Linked DNA regions of Homo sapiens: region 2 is linked to region 1. A link is an interaction called in ENCODE POLR2A ChIA-PET data of the cell type or tissue named here. Cell type or tissue: IMR-90. All regions are shown on one strand. Each heading gives the region's core, and the rest is flanking DNA. Links, peaks and the distances in the headings are about the cores only.

Region 1 (11,093 bases), core at 1,454-9,453:
CGGTATATTTTAGGATAAATATATTTTGAAGGCAAGGGCAAAGTTTTTTTGTTTTTGGTTCTGTTTTTGGTTTTGTTTTTGAGTCGGAGTCTCACTCTATCACCCAGGCTGGAGTGCAGTGGTGTGATCTTAGCTCACTGCAACCTCCGACTCCCGGGTTCAAGCTATTTTCCTGCCTCAGCCTCCAGAGTAGCTGGGACTACAGGCACGCACCACCACGCCCGGCTAATTTTTGTATTTTTAGTAGAGACAGGGTTTCACCATATTGGTCGGGCTAGTCTTGAACTCCTGACCTCGTGATCCGCCCACCTCAGCCACCCAAAGTGCTGAGATTACAAGCATGAGCCACTGCGCCTGGCCAAGGGAAAGGTTTTTATACATATTTTTATTTATCCCTTAGTAACCTGAATATGACTAATAAAGAAATCTTGACCAGTGCAGTGGCTCACACCTGTCATCTCAACACTTTGGGAGGCCGAGGTGGGCGGATCACGAGGTCAGGAGTCCACAACCAGCCTGGGCAACATGGTGAAACCCCGTCTGTACTAAAATACAAAAAATTAGCCGGGCATGGTGGTGTGCCCCTGTAGTCCCGGCTACTCGGGAGGCTGAGGAAGGAGAATTGCTTGAACCCAGGAAGCAGAGATTGCAGTGAGCTAAGATCACACCACTGCACTCCAGCCTGGGTGACAGAGCAAGATTCTGTCTCAAAAAAAAAAAAAAAAGAAATCTTTATACTATAGTAATAAGGATTATTCTGATAGTTACTGTATTGATTGTTTTGATAATTACTGTGTTCTTAGTTGCAGACAACAGAATTCACTCTAGCTAGTTTCAATAGAAAGGGGTTACAGCAGGGTATTAGGTAGCTTATGGGATTTCCAGCAGTGCCAGAGAAACAGGTGAGGATACCACACAGCCGGAAACAACCCCAGCAGAAATGCCCAGCCATAAACAGGGCTGTTCTCACAGAAGCCCCACTGCTGCTGCTCACCATTCAATACCTGTGATGCTGGGGGCTGGACAGTGAGGCTTCTCTCAAGGCTCTTTCACGGTCATGTCTGCAAAAAGATGGACCCAACTACATGTGCTGCCACTTCACTTAAATGACCTTCATCTTCCTGGAGCACATAGGCATCTGCTGGGCAGAACCTGGGTCATAGGCAGAACCCTAGCTACAAAAGAGTCCAGACACTGTAGGTTTTAGAAATGGTCAAAGCAGATATTGTGTGGACCCATTCGTGGAATCTGCCACAGTGACCATATCGATTTCAGGCAATTTGTAAGTAATGGTAATCATGAGAGTTATATGAGAATAATGGCTAGCAATTTCCAGTGCTTTGTAGCACTTAATATCTTATAAGCATGATTTCATTTAATCCTCAAAGCAGCCCTATGAGGTAGGTACTATTCGTATCCTTGGATTGTAAGTGAAGACATCAAAGGACTAGAGAGGTTAATTCACTCACCCCACATCTCATGGTGGTAAAAAGCCAGGATTCAAACTCAGCTCTGTCTGAATGAAAGTCTGTGCTTTCAGCTAGTATACTGCTAATGCTTTACTAATTATTATTTTTAGTTTATCTTCTAGGAGCAGCTTGACTATCTAATCTGGGTTTACCACTTCTGGAAGACTTTTTACCCACAGTGGGACTCTGATATTTGTGTAACTGGAAATGGAAATGAGATCTTCTGAATGTGGAATGCAAAGGAGAGGGTACGTCTCACCAATCCTGGGTTATATTACCTTTGTGTCAGATGTAAGGTGACAAGCCAAGCATAGGACATGCACCAAGTGGAAAAGTCCACTGAAAATTTTATCTTTGAAGAGAACAGAAAAAGCATTAAATCTCTATATCTGGTACAGTCTATATGGGTTGTTTTATCTGAAAGGGGAAGGAGGAATGCTTTAAAAAAAAAGGTAACCTTAACTCTAGGCAAAACTTAAATTATTTTCTTCTCTTTCTTCATTTCTAAAGCTACAGCCAGTCAGACAAGATGGGACATGTAGTGTTGCACAATGATCCTGCTGCATTTTCAGCCTCCAGGCTGAGAAGCAAGTGCAATTAACATTCCAAGGTGGGAGTTATTTCCCCACCATTTGAGCCCTGCAGCATCTTATTGTGATTACAAAGGCTGGACTAACTGGCTTTGTCAATGTAATGTATACACATTAAACATATACAGACAGTTCTTGAAAAGTTATAAATTCAAACATTCCATAGTATGTGGAACCCAGTAAATTATAGAATGGGAAATGCTTTCAAAGGAGCACCTGATTCAGCATCCTCCTACCTCTTGTTTCTAATTAAAACAAAAAAAAAAAGAAAAAGAAAAAAGAAACATAAAAACAACGGCATTGTAGTCATGCTTTAATTTCATTCTAAACTTGTGTCATCCTGTTGAATTGAGGCCCACAGGGAACAGGGCCCAGCAAATCCCTGGACCTCCTGGTATTTGGTATAAACATAGCAGCTAACCTGGACTGGCTTCCACAGAGCTAAGACATTTTCTTTTTTGCACACAGAGCAGTATGCTCCAAAATTATATGTACATGTTGCAAAAGTATATATTTTGTTCCAAATATATGCTCTAAAATTATATATAATATATATATATTTTATATATATATAATTTCTTTGAGTCAGGGTCTTGCTCTGTTGCCCAGGCTGGAGTTCAGTGGTGTGATCATAACTTACCTCAGCCTTGAACTCCTGGGATCAAGCAACTCTCCTGCCTCAGCCACTTGAGTAGCTTGGGCTACAGGTGAGTGCCCCCATGTCCAGCTAATTTTTATGTTTTGTAGAGATGGGGTCTTGCTTTGTTGCAAGGTATCTAACTCCTGGGCTCAAGTGATCCTCACGCCTTGGCCTCCCACAGTGCTGGGATTACAGGTGTGAGCCAATGCACCTGGCCATGAACACATAGTTTTAAAAATACTTATTTGTTTAAATGTATATTAAGAAAGACATATAATAGGTCAAACATGAGATTCGTGGATGTTATTGCTCATAGCAAGGCTAAGATTTTAAAAAAGAAGGGGGAATCACTGAAAGGAATTAGATAAATAAATAACATGATACTCTAGCAAAACCAAAAACGTTGCAGGTGGTCCTGGAGTGATGAAAGTGAGGGAAGCCATCGAAGAGAACAGTGCCTGGATTCAAGTGCCTGCTCTGTCCCTGACAGGCTGGAAAGATCTTGAACAAGTCGTCTCCCCCTGATGAACTTCAGACTGTAAACTAAGAGGATGTACTGGGGCAATGTTGAACGTGGGGTGTGTTCTTCCTTGTTCCAGGAGACCAGGGCTTCCCATGGTGTCTCAGGCACTGGGCAGGAAGAAAGGTGAGGCTTCCACTCCCAACAGCTTCAACTAGAGGCAGCTTTCACTAGCTTTACAAATGCAGCTTCTTACAGAAGTTGGTTTGAAAATAAGGTTTCATTGGTTAAAAAGTCTGAAAATGTTCTTCTCAGCCCCAAAATAGAATATTTATATACTACGCTTTTGTAAACGATAACTAACCAAAAAGCTAATGATATCAAAATAAGTTCAGCTGGCGTGCGGCTTGTTTCAGGAAGTCTGTTCAAGAGGAAAGTATAGCCAAATAATAACAGATAATGTGTTTGATCACAGGCTATCCCAGGCACTGAGCTATATATACTAATGAATCTTGGAAAAACAAAACCAATAAACAAAATAAAACCACCACTAGGAGGTACGTTTTATAAATAACTCCACTTTACAGATGAGGATACTGAGGCTCAGAGAAGTGAAGTGGCTTGGCTTAGCTCACCCACTTTGTGCACAGTCAGGGTACAAACACAGGCAGTCTGACTCCCCTTAACTGTATCACTGTGTCGCCTCGCAGGAGGGCAGAGAGAGGTGCCTGGTACCTGGGAATCGGCGATCTCTAGCAATACAGATAAATACCCCATTTAGTGCACATTTCAGGCTACCCAGCATCCATGACCCAATTTTCAAAGATTTTCCATTCATCTAGTTGTTAGGCAGTGGTGGTCCGGGCATGCTTCTTTGGCCAGGCCAGGGATGATTTCTGTTTCATGGTACAGTCTTTGCTGTGAGGGTTCATCTGGGTGGGGGCTCACAGGCCTCTTACAATGGAGTTTCTCATATTCTGAACCAATTCTGGGTTCTCAGGCAGGTCCCTGAGTCATATTCTTTTTTCTCCTGGATCACAGGGCTGGGTCTACCTACTTTCTTTCTTTCTTTTTTTTTTTTTTTTGATACTGATTCTCGCTCTGTCAACAGGCTGGAGTGCAGTGGCACAATCTGGGCAAACTGCAACCTCCGTCTCCTGGGTTGAAGCAATTCTCCTGCCTCAGCCTCCAGAGTAGCTGGAATTATAGGCATGCGCCACCACGCCTGGCTAATTTTTGTATTTTTAATAGAGACGGGGTTTCACCATGTTGGCCAGGCTGGTCTTGAACTCCTGACCTCAAGTGATCCACCTGCCTCAGCCTCCCAAAGTGCTGGGATTACAGACATGAGCCACTGTGCCTGGCCAGAAGTCTTCATTCTTTACAGTACTTCAGGACTTCCAAATGCCTCTTCACTCTCTCCTCATGGTTTGCATTCCTGCACTGGTGACTCTCTCTTCATTGCAGTGCCTTCTGCATATCCCACACGGCAGGAGGCCCAGACAGGAACCCCCACGGTGTAAAAGGATAATGTTTGATCTAAGCGTTCTGTCCAAATCCCTCCAGATCTTTTTTTTTTTTTTTTTTTTAATCAGGCAGCCCTCAGAATCACAGCAGATTCAGAGAGAGTGCCCCTCTAGATTTTTTTATGATTTTGGTCATTTCTCTCTGCCTTCAAGTGTGCTTTTGTTTACAATGGCCTGCACCTGTAACTCTTCTTAGGGGAATTTGCCCTGGGCTACTGGAGCTGCTTTTCACTCAAGGACAGAATTCTGGAAGTGTCTAGTAGGTTTTCATGCTCCTGGTGTGGCCCTTAGTGGATGACCAAGGGTGAGACCCTCTCTTGCCTTAGGCTGAGACAGACTCAGGTGTGACTTACATCCCAGAGTGTTTCCCACCCACCCCCTCCCTGCAGGATCAGGCTGAATCACAGACTGGCTGGGCTCCTTCCCTTGCCTGCCTCCTCCACGCCTTCACTGATTTCTCCTGGGAGCCATTTTTTAAATTTATTACTTACACACAGGTCCTCATCTCAGGGTTTTGTTCTGGGAAACCCAACCTAGAAAAAGACTTAAAAGAAAAAAAAAGAATTACAACTTAAAACTGAAAATAGTTATCACTGGTTTTAATGCAGTATAATAAAGCCAGGCCTGTTCCTTCTCAGCCTCTTGAAGAACTTAATGCTCAATTTAACATTTTATTTACATTTTCATTCATCTTTTTATGAATTAATCACGCCCAAACTTTTGTTGCTCTTTCCTTCCTTTGAAAGGTTTCTGAGTTTCTTCCCTTCTCTGGAAGTTAACTGGTGAGGACTGCCTTAAACACAGTTTAAGGAGTTGTGTTGCCCCCAACCCCAATATCCCCTTTCAGGAAGTAGTGTCTTGGTTGTGTTTTGTCTTCCAACACACAGATGCATACACACACATGCACCCACAAATACACACTTGTGCACACACCAATGCACACAAATCATGTTCCCACATGCAGGCATGAATAAAAACATGCACTCACACACGTGTGCACACAGAAATCACGTACATGCACACATGCACACACATATGCACACCATAGTTAGGATTCAGGCACCTGCCTATCTGCCTGCCTAAACTGTTCACTGTGGAATTTCCTGATGCTTCTTTTTACTTGTGTGGTTTCCTGAAAGAGTATGAAGGACTCTGATGGTTGTCAACAGAGTGTCAAGTGTAGGACTGAACCAAATGACATACTGTTGAATATAATAAGAAAAATAGAAGGCACTGAGAGAAAAAGAAGGCGAGTAGTAAAATTTCTTTGGGTAGCTTCTAAGCACACATTTTTAAAGTTTTGCTAAAGTCTAAGGGGGCATACAAAATTACCTTAGATTAAATGTTTATTATAGCTTCCGTATTAATGTTAGGTCAGATTTATAATGTGGTAGACTCTGAATAGAACTATGTTTATACTATGTTGTATATACACTTTTATTATTATTATTATTATTATTATTATTATTATTTGAGACCGAGTCTCATTCTGTTACCCAGGCTGGGGTGCAGTGGCATGATCTTGGCTCACTGCAACCTCTACTTCCTGAGTTCTAGTGATTCTTGTGCCTCAGCCTCCCAAGTAGCTGGGATTACAGGCATGTGCCACCACACCTGGCTAATTTTTGTATTTTTAGTAGAAATGGGATTTCACTATGTTGCCCAGGCTGGTTTCGAACTCCTGGACTCAAGTGAGTCGCCTGCCTCAGCCTCCCAAAGTGCTGGGATTATAGGAGTGAGCCACCATGCCTGGCCTGCATTGTAATTTTCCAAAAGGAGGATGGAGTCATGCTTGCCAAACCTATTGGACTACAGCACCCTTCCTGAGGAGCATCTCTGGAAAGAGAGTCCAGTGGACAATACTCTCAGCAGTGCTGACCCGCTTTACCCTTGGACCTGCACGCTTGCAGTGATCTGGTCTAGCTTTTTGTTACATGAACACCAGCATTTTCCACAGATGTGACCTCCCACTGTCAAGGTGATTTAAAACAAAATTTTTTGTAGAAACCAAAAGAATCCTTGCCAGATAATTTAAGCATCAAAGAGATAAATGCACATGTGATGTTATAGAAGGAAAAGAATCTTCTTGGGAGGTGCTACTTCTCCCCTAGCCCATGAGGACCAATAAATACTAATGAGGACCCTTCTCATCTATAAGCCAGGGTGCTAAGCACCCTCCACAGACTATCTGATTTACTTATTACAGCACTGCCACGTGGTAGATGGCATTTTTCTTACTTTGTAATAAAAAAGCCTGAGGGTTAGAGAAGTTAAATAACTCACTTGAGGTGCCCAACATCATCTGGTAGGTCTGGATTCAAATCCAAACCTGTAACACCAAAGCCCATGGCCTTAAGCAATAAAAGGTAAAAGGCTGGCATGGTGGCTCACCCCTGTAATCCCAGCACTTTGGCAGGCTGGGGCAAGTGGATCACCTGAGGTCAGGAGTTTGAGACCAGCCTGACCAACAAGGAGAAATCCTGTCTCTACTAAAAAATACAGAAGTAGCTGGGCATGGTGGCGCATGCTGGTAGTCCCAGCTACTCGGGAGGTTGAGGCAGGAGAATCGCTTGAACCCAGGAAGTGATGGTTGCGGTGAGCTGAGATCTCGCCATTGCACTCCAGCCTGGGCAACAAGAGCAAAACTCCGTCTCAAAAAAATAAAAAAATAAAAATAAAAGGTAAAAAAAGCAAAGAATGAGGGGGAGACATGTCCAAGTGGACATCTGTACATCCCCCTTCCCTTGTGTGGCTCTAGCTGCCTGGATTTAAAGTCAGGTCAGAGCCCACATACCCCAAGGTATGGGGCCCAAAGTGACCATGCTAATTTCTCAGGCCTTAGGTCAGGTCACTCAATGATAATAGCTGATATTTATGGAGTGCTTCCCCAGTGCCAACCACTGGTAGGATCTTCACACGCGTGATCTCACTTAAACCTTTAGGTTCAAAGCTGTGAGGTAGGTACTATAATGACCCCATTTTACAGAAAAGCATAGGTTCAGAGAGGTTACTTTGCTTGCCCAGGGCCACACCACTAGGAAACGGTAGAGCTGGGCTTCAAAACCAGGTCTGGTCTGAGTTCAGGCCATATACTTAACCCATACTTAACTCTTTGAGTTAAAACTAGAAAAAAAATGGAAAAATCAGTCTTTTTTAGGTATTTCCAAATTATGAACATTTGCTGGTTTTGGGGGCTATGTAACACCCAGATCGCCTTCCTGTTTCATGGGAATTCCACTTTTGGAAGGTCTTGATGGGAGGGCCTCTGCCTGTGGGAGCTGGCAAAGGCCAGACATTCCCTGTCCCTGCCTCCTGGCTCACCAGTGGGCTGCTCCAGCAGGGAATGATGGTTTTGGGGGGCGTGATGATGCCAAGACACGGGAGCCCTTAGAGAGCATCCATAGCAGTGGCTGTGGCTGTGGGTGATGTTCCTGTGTCACATCTTTGGCTGGGTTTTCTGCTGACTCACCTTCATGAGTTCCTGCCTGTTTCCTGGGGCTGGTAGCCAAGCCTCCCCACCTGTTCTGTGACCCACCAACGTTTTTCCAATATACTCACTCCCTTTCTGTTTAGGTAAACTGCAGGTGGCTTCTGATGTGTGCAACCAAGAACCAGACATGTACAAAAGTCTTCGTACTTTTGGAATTATATAATTGGAGCCAAAGATAAACCTTTGTCTTAGGCTCCTGCAGATGATTTAAAAATGTATTCTTTTCTGAAATCCAAGCAGAGGACATAGCTGTGGCTTTGTCCTTGGGTAACAACCACCTTTTGTACACTGGGGCTATAGGCAGAGAATTCCAGTTTCTCAGCGTGACCTTCAAGGCTTTGCCCAGAATAGCTCCATTCATGACTCTGTCTTCTAACTAGGCCCGTATTCCAGCCAACCTGGCCTTCTGGCTGCTCCTTAGCCATGTTTTGCCTTTTCTCACCCAAATATTCACCTGCCCTTCTGAGATCAGCTTCTTCTAACACAGGTATACATGGAAAGCTTGGTCTTACATATACCTTGAGTCGTCCGCTTAGAAGCACGTCCTATATGTAATCCCAGCACTTTGGGAAGTTTGGCCAGATGGATCACTTAAGGCTAGGAATTTGAAACCAGCCTGGCCAACATGGTGAAACCCCATCTCTACTAAAAATACAAAAATTAGCCAGGCATGGTGGCATGTGCATGTAATCTCGGCTACTTGGGAGGCTAAGGCATGAGAATCGCTTGATCACAGGAGGCAGAGGTTGCAGTGAGCTGAGATCGCACCATTGCACTCCAGCTTGGGCAAAAGAGCAAGACTCCGCCTCAAAAAAAAAAAAAAAAAAAAAAGAAGAAGGTCCTATAGTCATAGGTTTCCCACTGTTTCTAGCTCTGCTGAGGGCCGCGGCTCCCCTACAGTGGTCTGCTAACTCCAACTCTAGGCCTGAGGTAGTCCACTTGGTAGGAGAAGAGTCTAGTTGTCTCTTCATAGGCCTCACTGGGAAGTGGGAAAGGGAGCGGGTCTCCTTCCCCTTCACCACACCACCCCAGGTTGTACAGATGGAACAACTCACTTCACTGGGCATGTTGGAACCATTGGAAAGCGAACCGAAATTCAATAGAAGGAAGGTGAAAGTTCTTGATGCATCTGATTCTCCCAGAGTTGCAAGGGAAAGTAGCACAAAATTAGGCCTTCACTTTGTTGGGGTAGAGGATTCTGCTAAGGTCTGGCCCTGAACGTCCTACTTTCTTGATCAAGCATCTTCTACTACAAGACTTTTGGGAAAACCTCTTTGAGTCACTGGAAACCACTGGGAAGGCTCTGTCCCATCCCCCTCCTCTCTCCAGACATTTCCTCATTCAAATGGGCAACTCAGCAGGACTATCAGCCCTGCTAGGACAAGGAAGACCTGAAGACCCATCAGAGGTAGCAGGAGCTGGGGAGAGGCTCAGGCTCACCAGGGTCTGTGGCTGAGGATGGGTATGGGTCGTCTGGGTCAGATTATCTTTGTGCTTGCTATTCCCTTCAGCAAACATGGCTGTGTCAGTAGCTTTTGAACTTGTTAGATTTAACAAGTAGTGGTTAATTAAGAAGCTTTTCTTCATTAACAAGGTGCTTCCCCTTTCCCTTGAAGTCCCTAAATCCCGTTATAATGTACAGGAGGGGTTAATCCCTTTCTCATTTTGCCTATCAGAGCAATGGAGGAGGCGTGTGGCTCATGCCTGTAATCTCAGCACTTTGGGAGGCCGAGGTAGGAGGCTCATTGAGCCCAGGAGTTCGAGACCAGCCTGGGCAGGGCAACACAAAAAAAAATTTAAAAATTACTTAGGTGTGGTGGTGTGCACCTGTAGTCCCAGTTGTTTGGGAGGACTAGAGGGAGGATCATTTAAGTGGGAGGATTGTTTAAGCCTGGGAGATTGAGGCTGCAGTGGGCAGTGATCATGGCACTGCACTCTAACCTGGGCAACAGAGCGAGACCCTGCTTAAAAACAAAGAAAAATAATAATGCAGGAGTTACTTTAAAAAAAAAAAGCTTTATTCAGATATAATTCAAGTATGATGCAATTCACCCACTTGAAGCACACAATTTGAGGGTTTTTACTACAGTATATTCACAGTTACAGGCCATCACCACAGTCAATTTTAGAATACTTTCATCAACCCAAAATTAAGCCTCATACCCATTAGCAGTCTTGGCAACCACTAATCAACTTTATGCCTCTATAGATTTGCCTTTTATGAACAATTCATATAAATGAAATTATACAATACTGTATGTGCTATTCTGTGACTGGCCTCCTTCACTTAGCATAATGCTTTCAAGGTTCATCCATGGTGTAGCATGTATCAGTACTTTATTCTTTTTTATAGATAAGTAGTGTTCATTGTATGAATATACCACTTTTGTTTATCCATTTATCAGTTTATAGATCTTTGGGTTGTTTTGACTTTTTGGCGATCATAAATAAAGCTACTAAGAACATTTGTGTACAAGTCTATGTGTGCACATATGTTTCTTCATTTTTCTTGGGTATATACCTAGGAGTAGAACTGATTGATCACAGCTCTGTTTAACCTTTGGAGGAGCTGCCAAAATGTTTTCCAAAATAGCTGCACTATATTACATTCCTACCAGCGCTGTATCAGGATTTCAATTTCTCCACATCCTTGCTACAACATTATCATCTGTGTTTTTTATTATAGCCATCCTACTAGGCATGAAGTGGTACCTCACTGTGGTTTTGATTTGCATTTTCTGATGGCTCGTAATGTCGAGCATCTTTTCTTGTGCTTATTGGTCATTAGTGTATCTTCTTTGGAGAAACGTATATCTACATCCTTTGCCTGTATTTATTTATTTATTTATTTGAGACAGAGTCTCTTTCTGTTGCCCAGGCTGGAGTGCAGTGGTGCGATCTCGGCTCACTGCAACCTC
Region 2 (11,093 bases), core at 1,086-9,085, 200 kb after region 1:
TATTTTCTATTGAGGGCTACCAACTGAAGGCAAAAACAATCCCAAGACTGAAAAAGAGCTTAATTGGCATTTTTCTATTTAAAAAAGGAAAAAAATAAAACTCTAGACATTCAATGCAATAAATATGGGGGCTTGAGATCAGTATAGAGTAGGGTAGGGGCAAAGACTGAGAGGCAATTTGGGACAGTAGAGCAACAAAAGAAATAATGAAATAAATATTGGTATTTTCTTGATTTCTCATGACCTTTATTCCAACAATTTAAGGTTTTAGTTTAGGTCACAAATTAGGATATTACTTCTAAATATTTACCCAAAGACTAAAGAGGTTAAACCAAAGCATTTCCCCAGTGCTGGGATGAGGTTTTCTTCATTAACAACAACAACAACAACAATAACAAACTAGAGAAGTTCATAGTTTTAAGATTTAGAAATGAACAAAACCAACTCCTTCATTTTGCAAATGGGCTCAGACAAGGGGCATAACTTACCTGAGGGTGCATATCTAAAAATGACCCAAGCTAGAACTTAAGTCTGTGACTTAAAGCCCAAATTTTAACTGTAGAACTCTAACATATATATTAAAAGTTACATTTGGCTCTAATATGTAATTGAGAACATTTCAAATTAATGTTACCTTTTGATATTTTTCTTTGAAGAGTAAGAATTCAGTCTTTCTCCAGCGTCTATGGGGAATCTGATTTCTCACTCACTGCATGCTATTTAAATATAATTAGTGAGGAAGTCATGTGTTCTAAACTTGACCTGCCATTTGCTCTTTGGAAGTATCCAACTGAGTGTTTCCAGACAACTACATATAAACAGATAGACTTTGGCAGAGATTAAAGAATTCAAATAAAGTTCTAAAATCTGCTTGCTAATTTAAAGAATCCAGTGAATAGCATTTGTTATTCCTCTTACCATGTATACATTAATGAATTGCTTCACTGGATTGACTCTAACTAGATGAATTTACTATTTTGCCTGCTGTGATTATTATGATTTTAAACCAAGTAAGTGTATTAAAGGTGTCTGCGTTTTCCTTAGAACATCTGTACATATGTTTATAGGGCAGTTTCTACCCATGGTTATTTTGAAGTTTAAAAAATAATTCAGTAATACAACATTTCAGGTATTTAATTTTTGGTAAATAAAGTAACCTTAGAAAAGAAGTTAAACTTCATTAATATGAAACTTAAGAAAAGGATTACATATGAAAGTGATACTTTTTCATACTGAGTTTACAAACTTTTGTGTGTTTGTGTATGGTTTTTTAATGTATTAAACCAGTCACCTTGAAGTGCATAAAGTAAATTTTTTGAAGGAATTTTGTCTTTTGGTCAGCCGTTTTCCATGATAACTAGCATATAGGGAAATTGGGTTGTATTCTGCTAATGTTTTCATCATATTGGCCAGCACACTTTAAAAATTGCAGGACTGTGAACAATGGTGTTGACATACAAGGAAATTGCAACATAAATGGCAGAAGTACAAGCCAGTACATGTTCCTCACTTGTTTTACTGTGCTGTGAAGATCATTTTTCCCCTGAATGAATAAACCATGAATAGAACCATGCTTGGTAAATCTTATTTATATGGTACATATAATAACTTCACTTAACTGGAGGTTAATGTGGTCAGATCTAAGAAGTAAACAAACAAAAAAAAACTACTTGGCAACCAGAGTAGATATTATGAATCGGAGTACTGCAGTAATTTACAGGAGTTTGTCATTGTCCTCTCTCTGCTCACTTGCTCATTCTGTGGATTTCTTTGGGGGGTATATAGTTGGTAATAGTAATAGTAATAGTAATAGTAATAGTAATGTTTCGAACTTGAGCAAACTGTGACTTATTCTATTTTTCTAATCTTGACCTTTTGAGTACTACACTTACACAACTCTTTATTGATGCTTCAAACACCTCAGTCTCAACTTGTTTAAAATTCAGAAGTTAGTGTTTTCTCCTTCCTATTTTTGTATCTAGATATATTCTTCTCATAATCTCTTGGTTAATTGTATCATCACCTAGCCAAATGTTTCTCCAACACTGGATTTCTCATTATCTTCTCTTTCTTATTTATCTTAAGCTCTCCAGGCCTCTTCATGATGATTAAGTAAAATTTAAATTCTATTTAGTACTCAAATGTTCCCAAACAAACAATAGTCAATTTGCCATTATTCAGGTCTTCAAATACCCACCAACTTTGTATCTTTGTGCAGCCTCCCCAACTTGCCCAAAGTGTAATAATAGCCCCCTCTTATCCTAAGTTTCACTTTCCATAGTTTCAGTTACCCATGGTCCACCATGGTCTGAAAATACTCAATGGAAAATTCCAGAAATAAACATAAGTTGGATGTATCATGAGGTTAATAGTAGCCTAGCACTGTGTCACAGTGCTGCATTAGTCAACCCACTTCATCTTATCACATAGGCATTGTGTCATATCACATCATCACAAGAAGGGCGAGTATAGTACAATAAGATATTTTGAGAGAGATGCCATGTGCATGTGCTTTTATTGTAGTATATTGCTATAACTTCTATTTTATTATTGTTTTTAATCTCTTACTGTGCCTAATTTATAATTAAACTTTATCACAGGTATTTCTGTATAGGAGAAAAACACAGCATATATTGGGTTCAATACTGTAATTCTGTGGTTTCAGGTATCCCTGAGGGGTCTTGGAACATATCCCCCACAGTTAAGGGGGTACTACTGTACTTTCCTCATTCAAAATTGTGTTGTTTCTTCAAGCTCCACTCATGTCAGCACCTTTTATACGATCCTTCCCTAATTCTTCACGTCAGAATCAGTCATTTTAGTACTTTATACTTTGATCAGAGTCTCATTTTCACTAAAGAAACTAAATCTTCCACCATATTCTGGCTTTTTTTGTGGTAAGATACCACCTCTTATTCCTTCTATTCCCTCTAGCTTCTAATATAGTGAGTGTTTATAAAGAATAGGACACAGGGCCAGTTATAAAGAATAGGACACAGGCTCATGCCTGTAATCCCAGCACTTTGGGAGGCCGAGGTGGGCAGATCACGAGGTCAGGAGATGGAGACCATCCTGGCTAACACGGTGAAACCCCATCTCTACTAAAAATACAAAAAATTAGCCAGGCTTGGTGGTATGCGCCTGTAGTCCCAGCTACTTGGGAGGCTGAGGCAGGAGCATCGCTTGAATCCAGGAGGTGGAGGTTGCAGTGAGCTGAGATCGCACCACTGCACTCCAGCCTGGGGGACAGAGCAAGACTCCATCTCAAAAAAAAAAAAAAAAAAAAAAAAGGGGCACAATAAGTATTGGAATTCATTGAAATACCTCCTGTTTCTCCATGTCGGAGGGCTGGTATCATTAATGATGTCTAAAGTAAGAGTTATTTGGTTATTTGCAGTTTTCCCTTCACATTAGCATAAATTTGGAAGGCACAGGCTTGAGTTTAACTTTCATCTCTACTTTCCTGGCTGCTGTTTTGAGAAGATTTCTTCATTTGTACAATGTGGATCATAATGCACATTCATAATCCCTTGTCTGTAATCTGAAACCCCAAATCCTCCAAAAACCTTAAGTTTTATCAAAAAATAAAAAAGTTTGACACCAAAATTTATTTGGTGCAAATGCCTTATCTGCATAGATGGGAGGTTTTTAGCTATCTTTGTTTCACTTAGTGTGGATATTAATGTTGCGCTGCAGAAATATTGATGAGATTGATTTTGGGGTGCTGTTCCATTTTCTACTGGAGTGTTACATAATACATGATAAGAATAGTACTTAGCATATTCATGTTTCTCTTCTTCCTTCTGGGCACAGCACCATACCACTCTTAGCATTCTGATAGTTAGGTGGTACCATCTGACTGAGTTCTGGCCAGTAAAATGTCAGTTCCAATGATGTACAATCGACCCTTGAACAACACTGGGGTTAGGGGCACTGAATCTCCACGCAATGGAAAATCTACGTATAACTTTTGCCTCCCCAAAAACTAAACTACTAATAAGACTGTTGATCGGAAGCCTTTTGATAACATAAACAGATTAACATGTTTTGTAAGTTAAATGTTGTATATGCTATATTCTTAGAGTGAAATAAGCTCCAGAAAAGAAATTGTTACCCAGAAAATCATGAGGAAGAGAAAATATATTTACTGTTCTCTGAGTGGAAGTGGATTATCACGAAGGTCTTCATCCTCTTTATCTTCATGTTGAGTAGGTGGAGGAGAAAGAAGAGGGATTGGTCTTACTGTCCCCGGGCTGGCAGAGGTGGAAGTAAACCTCTGTATAAGTGGATCAGCATGGTTCAAAGCCATGTTGTTTAAGGGTCAACTGTATATGATTTTTAAGCCTGATGTCTAACTTCTCACCAATCTTCCATTCTTGCTTTCTTCTATCAACGCCTACTAGAAACAGACGGTTCAGTGGAGGGGGTCTCCAAGACGCCAGAAGATGGTAAAACCATTAGAAAGCATGATTTAAGAGAAATTAACTTTTGTTGTCTTAGCCAGTGATATTTTGGGATTATTTGTGACAGAAATTAGTTCGTGCTGACTAACATAACTACATGCTGGACATCTTGCCTTTGCCTCTTCAAATCCACTCTGTTCTTTACCCTGCTGTGTACCCTAAGAGGCTGACCTGTGTAGAGGGTATCATTGGGCTCCCCTCCTTTCTGGCTTTCAGCTGGCCCATAGGGAATACAAGCGGAAGATTAGGGAGAAGAAAGAGAGTAAGGTTAGGAGGTATATATTTTTGGCTCCGTTTCTGCAGGGTCCCAGTGGGCTGGCTACATCCATCCATGCAGTATGGTTTTTGTTGGGTGACCCTCTCCACACAACCTACTCTGTGTCTGCTTTCTGCTAACTGCTTCCTGCACTCACTACTTCAGGTGTAGTATCACACTGTCTCTTAAGAGTTTCCTTAAAACCTGCCTTCTCCTTTATACATAATCTCTAATATCTCAGTTTGAATTTGCCACCTGTTTCCTGCTAGAACCTTAATTGCTACAAGCTGTATGTACACTGTATCATCTTCCTAAAATCACCAGGCATGGTGGGATGTGAGCTATAGTCCCAGCAACTCAGGAGGCTGATGTAGGAGGATTGCTTGAGCCCAGAAATTCAAGGCTACAGTGAGCTATGGATACCCTAACCTGAGCAACAGAGCAAGACCTTGTCTCTAAAAAACAAAAATTAAGTTAAAAAATTGTGTCTTTCTTTATATACTTACATTACTTTCCGTTGATCTGTTTTTGAAATGTTTCCAGAACTGTCTTCCCTCACGTATTGATTCTTCCAAAATTCTTAAGAAAATGGAAAAAAGTAATTTCTGAAAATGATGAGAATGATCATAAATTTCATATAGCACTTTCTTGAGAATTTCAAATTGCAGTTTTAATATTTTACTTTAGAAACAGGTCCAGTTTTCCCTTCTGTAATTTTTTTCTTTGGTCTTTTTGGATTTTTTGGGTTTTTTTTTTTTTTTTTTTTTTGAAAAGAACACAGAGATCTTTTCTTGAGTGATATTTGCACAGACATTGCCTTGGTAATTGAAGCTTTTTTTTTTTTTTTTTTTTTTTTTTTTTTTTTTTTTTAGAAAATCCTATTAAGTTTTATGCCATGTCTATGCTCATTGCACCTGTGCCTCATGTCTCATTCATTCATTCGTTTATTTTTTTATTATTTTTTTTTTTTGAGACAGAGTTTCGCTCTTGTTGCCTAGGCTGGAGTGCAGTGGCACGATCTCAGCTCACTGCAACCTACACCTCCCAGATTCAAGTGATTCTCCTGCCTCAGCCTCCTGAGTAGCTGGGATTACAGGTGCCTGCCACCACGCCTGGCTAATTTTCGTATTTTTAGTAGAGATGGGGTTTCACCACATTGGCCAGGCTGGTCTGGAACTCCTGACCTCAGGTGATCTGCCCACCTCAGCCTCCCAAAGTGCTGGAATTACAGGCGTGAGCCGCCGCGCCTGGCCTTCATGTCTCTTTTAAATAGGACTTCTAAAATTTTGAAATGAGGTCAGCTTCAGTGGCTCATGCCTATAATCCCAGTGCTTTGGAAGGCCAAGGCAAGAGGATCACTTGAAGCCAGGGGTTTGAGACCAGCCTGGGCAACATCATGAGACCCTGTCTCTACAAAGTACATTTAAAAAAAAATTAGCCAGGTGTGGTGGCACACACCTGTATAGTCTTAGCCACTTGGGAAGCTGAGGCAAGTAGATCGCCTGACCCCAGGAGTTCAAGGTTGCAGTGAGCTATGTTCCCACCACCGCACTTCAGCCAGTTAAGGGGACAGAGCGAGACCCTGTCTCAAAAAAATTTTGTTTTGAAATGAATTTATGTATGTTTGGTTATTTCTGAAAGCAGTTCAGGCCTACAGCCATACCACCCTGAATGCACCTGATGTTGTCTGAAAGCAATTCAGGTTTTCAGGATTAAAATTTTTATGCTACTAGGTTTGTAACCTATATTTAAAAGTAGAACATTTAAAACATTTTAGTAGTATATAGCACTGAAAAGTGGCTTTTTAGCGTAGACAGTTGTTTTTCAAGAAACTATTTTGTAATCCTAGCTACTTGGGAGCCTGAGGTGGGAGGATCGCTTGAGCTCAGAATCCAGTCTGGGCAACAAAGGAGAATTCCAGCCTCTTTAAAAAAAAAAAAAAAAGGAAGAAACTATTTGGGAGTTTTGTGAACAATGGATATGCAAAAAGACAGGCCATTGTTATGAGAGGCCTAATTGTGAGTACCTTCTAGAATTGTATATAAGCATGATTCTCTTCAATAGTAAAATCTCAGCCTCTTCATTTTAGAAATCTAATATAGGAAAAAGAACACATTTCTCCATAGTTGTAAAACATAGGTTCTCAGGGTGAATGCCCATCTTTGAGCAAGTTTGTCTTCCTAATGGTATAATACTGTAAGTCTGTTATCTAATTTTGGCTTGTTGTCACTTATTTTTCATAATCAAAGAAAAATGATTTAATTTTAAAAAGATGCTCTCCTTTCTGTTTTCTTCTCTTGGATGATAGTATCCCTATCTGTCTGAGTTTATAGAATCTTAATTTTTACCTGCTCTTACCACATACATCTGATTAGTCATTAAGTCTTACTGATTCTGCTTCAGAAATTTTGTTTTATGCTTCACTCTCATGCTACCAACTTATTTGGTAGCTTCAGCAGTTGTCTAAGCTGGGGTTGGCAAATTTTTTCTGTAAAGGACCAAATAGTAAACATTTTAGGCTTTATAGCCCATATAAAGTTTTTTTTTAATTTTTTTTTTTTTTAAAAAAGAAAGAAATGTAAGAACCCACACCTGTAATTGCAGCACTTTGGGAAGCCGAGGCAGGGTGGATCACGAGGTCAGGAGTTCAAGATCAGCCTGGCCAACATGGTGAAAACCCGTCTCTACTAAAGATAAATTAGCTGGGCGTGGTGGTGTGTGGGTATGTGCCTGTAATCCCAGCTACTCAGGAGGCTGGGGCAGGAGAATCGCTTGAACCCGGGAGGCAGAGGTTGCAGTGAACCGGGATCGCGCCACTGCACTCCAGCCTGAGCGACAGAGTGAGACTCTGTCTCAAAAAAAAAAAAAAAAAAAAAAAAGTAAGAATCATACTTAGCCTGGAGGCCATACAAAAATAGGTCACAAGCAGGCTGTGGGAAGGATATTGTAAGTGGGCCATACTTTGCTGACCTCTGGTCTAGGCTATTACAACAATTTCCTAATTGGAGTATTTGTCACCGGTATTTTACCCCGGTGTAAGATTGCCTCCATCTTACACATTACTGCCAGAATCATCTCTCTGAAATGTGACCATTTCACTTCCAGGTAAAATCTTTATGTGCTCCTTTTAGCTAAGTTTTCTTGCTTAAGGTATTCATGTATTACTTCGGGGATTTTTTTTTTTTTTGCCATTTCTTCATAACCATCTATATTATTTATTCAGTATTTTTATAGACTTTTTTTTCTTAAAGGAAAGTTTATACTGTGAATGGAAAATCAATATTGATTGCCATAACTAGAAAACCAACAAAAGGCAACAGTAAAAGGAAATATAGAACTATGAAATGCCTGTTTCATGTAGCACCCAATCATATATGTACTACATTTCAAAAAGTCACTGGCTTATAAAAATATTTTTTAGCATCTCATACAAGTCTCTTCATAATCTGTTATACAGCTCACCTTACTTGCACGATTGCTGAGCCAAAGCAGATCGAAAGTCATTTTGGTAAGAGGCTAGATGCTGACCTTGTATTCTGAAAATCTGATGATTCTACTGTTGTTGATGTGATTCCAAGTAAGCCTGTGTGAACTTCTGGGCTATTCTCAGGGAAGTGTTTATGACACATTGTTGAAGGTATCATCAGGGCAGTTGATCCAAGAAGACTCTAGGAGCTGGCTAAGCCACAAAGTCTGCCCAAAAAGCTCAGAATGACAAATGAATGTTTTGTACATTATCTCCACTATAATGCTAGAAAAAAGTCTTAAAAGCATTTGTCTCAATTGATCATTTATATGGAATAATACTGGTTAATCATCTTAAATCATCATAGTGTTGGGTAATGTCTGTAGAAGGATGCTTTAAACTCTACTTGGTGCTTCAGCTATGCTGACCATCTCACCATTGCCCCCTTTGCCATGCCCTGACATCCTCACATGTCTCTCTGCTTTTGCATACTCTTTTCCACCTGGTTTGAATGCCCTTCCTTTATCATGGGACATTATCCTTTCCATTTAATACCCATCTTGATAACCTGACTCTGACCCCCTAGGCAAGTTTAAAAAAAAAAAATTCATTGAAATGAAATTCACCCTTTTTGAAGTGTACAATTGCCTGGGCACAGTGGCTCACACCTATAATCCCTGCACTTTGGGAGACTGAGGTTGGGAGAGTCACTTGAGTCCAGGAGTTCGAGACCAGCCTGGGCAACATAGTGATACCCTGCCTCTACAAAAAAAATTGCAAAAATTAGCTGGATGTGGTGGTTGATGCCTGTAGTCCCAACTACTCAGGAGGCTGAGGTGGGAGAATCACTTGAGCCCGGGAGGTTGATGCTGCAGCAAGCTGAGATCAAGCCACTGCACTCCAGCCTGGACAATGGAGAGAGACCCTGTCTGGAAAAAAAAAAAAAAATCTTTTTTTTAAGTATACAATTTTGGGCCGGGCGTGGTGGTTCACGCCTGTAATCCCAGCACTTTGGGAGGCCGAGGCAGGTGAATCCCGAGGTCAGGAGATCAAGACCATCCTGGCTAACACGGTGAAACCCCGTCTCTACTAAAAATACAAAAAATCAGCTGGGCGCGGTGGCAGGCACCTGTAGTCCCAGCTACTTGGGAGGCTGAGGCAGGAGAATGGCTTGAACCTGGGAGGCGGAGCTTGCAGTGAGCTGAGATAGCGCCACAGCACTCAAGCCCGGGTGACAGAGCGAGATTCCATCTCAAAAAAAAAAAAAAAAAAGTATACAATTTTGCATATTCAGAGTTGTGTACTCATTACCACTGTCTAATTTTAAACATTTTCATCACTCCAAAAAGAAACCTCATAGCCATCAACAGTCACTCTCCCCTTTCCTCCTGCCCCCCCTCAGCCCCTGGCAACCACTGATCTACTTTCTGTCTCTATGGATTTGCACAGTTTAGATGTTTCATATAAGTGGAATCATACAATATGTGCTCTTTTGTGACTGCCTTCTTTTACTTTAATATTTTCAAGATTCATCCATGTTGTAGCATGTATCAGAACTTTATCCCTTTTTATAGCTGAATAATATTCTATTGTATTCATACAATATATAAGCGTTTGTGTGGACGTATGCATTCAGTTTTTTTAGATACATATCTAGGAGTGGAATTGAGTCATATGGTACCTCAGTGTTTAACTTTAGAGGAACTGCCAAATGATTTTCCAAAGTAGCTGCATTATTTTACATTGCTACCAGCAGTGAATGAGAGTTTGAATTTCTGTACATCTTCACCCAACACTTGATATTGTCTGTCTTTCTAGACAAATTTTGATAAATCCCTCCTTTTCTAAACCATAGCCAAGTCTATTACTGTTTAACAATGACCATCTTGGAGTATAAATTTTCTGTTCACACTTTGAACTTTAACTTCCGGGTCTTAGATGTCTTTATCTGGATATACAGAGAATCTAGGTTTTGTATGTAATTATTCAATGATAGTATTAAAACTAAGTCCGGACGCAGTGGATCACGCCTGTAATCCCAGCACTTTGGGAGGCCGAGGCGGGCGGATCACGAGGTCAGGAGATCGAGACCATCCTGGCTAACACAGTGAAATCCCGTCTCTACTAAAAATACAAAAACTTAGCTGGTCGTGGTGGCGGGCACCTGTAGTCCCAGCTACTCGGGAGGCTGAGGCAGGAGAATGGCGTGAACCTGGGAGGCGGAGCTTGCAGTGAGCTGAGATGGCGCCACTGCACTCCAGCCTGGGCGACAGAGTGAGACTCCATCTCAAAAAAACAAACAAAAAAAAACACTAATTACCAGTTTTTTTGTTTTTGTTTTTTTGGGACAGGGTCTCACTCTGTCGCCCAGGCTGAAGTGCAGTGACGCAGTCACAGCTCACTACAGCCTCAGCCTCCCTGGGCTCAAGTGATCCTTCCAGCTCAGCCTCCTGAGTAGCTGGAACTACAGGTGTGCACCACCATGCCAGACTAATTTTTGTATTTTTTTGTAGAAACACCATGTCTAGCTGATTTTTGTATTTTTTGTAGAGACAGGGTTTGTCATGTTGCCCAGGCTGATCTCAAGCTCCTGGACTCAAATGATCCACCTTGGCGTCCCAAAGTGTTAGGATTACAGGCATGAGCCACCTTATTAGGCCTAATTACCAGTTTTAATTATAGACCTACATGACTACGGTTTGAAGGAAAAAGACTTTATTTAATCCTAGTGATTGGAATTGGAATTCTCATTTGAGCCAGAAGATTTCTTGAGTGGTTTTGTTTTCTGTGATAACTTGGTTTATATAAGTAATCCACATTACTTGGGTGTTAGTGGTAAAGCAAGTCTTTGCCTTGTACAACAAAGATAATTTAGTGATTGATACATTCTGAATAATCTGGTGGTTAT

The links. ChIA-PET counts read pairs that join two places held together with the same protein. Peaks named below come from ENCODE experiments on the same cell type or tissue, not always from the same donor. Only the 100,000 strongest peaks of a DNase experiment are listed, where the experiment ranks them.
Region 2: POLR2A ChIA-PET joins it to region 1 with 19 read pairs; 3 of 35 experiments call an interaction of 5 or more read pairs at or near these places.

What each region holds. Positions count from the first base shown.
Region 1 is chr17:31,070,333-31,081,425 of GRCh38, forward strand. No RefSeq gene overlaps it. Among named protein-coding and RNA genes, the nearest start is that of MIR4733, 19 kb to the right of the region's middle. In IMR-90, for the core only: no CTCF peak of the experiment used is centred there; a DNase peak (open chromatin) is centred at 4,619; H3K27ac peaks cover 216 bases.
Region 2 is chr17:31,272,943-31,284,035 of GRCh38, forward strand. All of the region lies in intron 36 of NF1 (neurofibromin 1), which reads left to right. It overlaps LOC101927057 (a long non-coding RNA gene), which reads right to left and starts at 696. Exons shown (of 2, transcript XR_243788.5): 1 at 635-696. In IMR-90, for the core only: no CTCF peak of the experiment used is centred there; a DNase peak (open chromatin) is centred at 1,459; H3K27ac peaks cover 522 bases.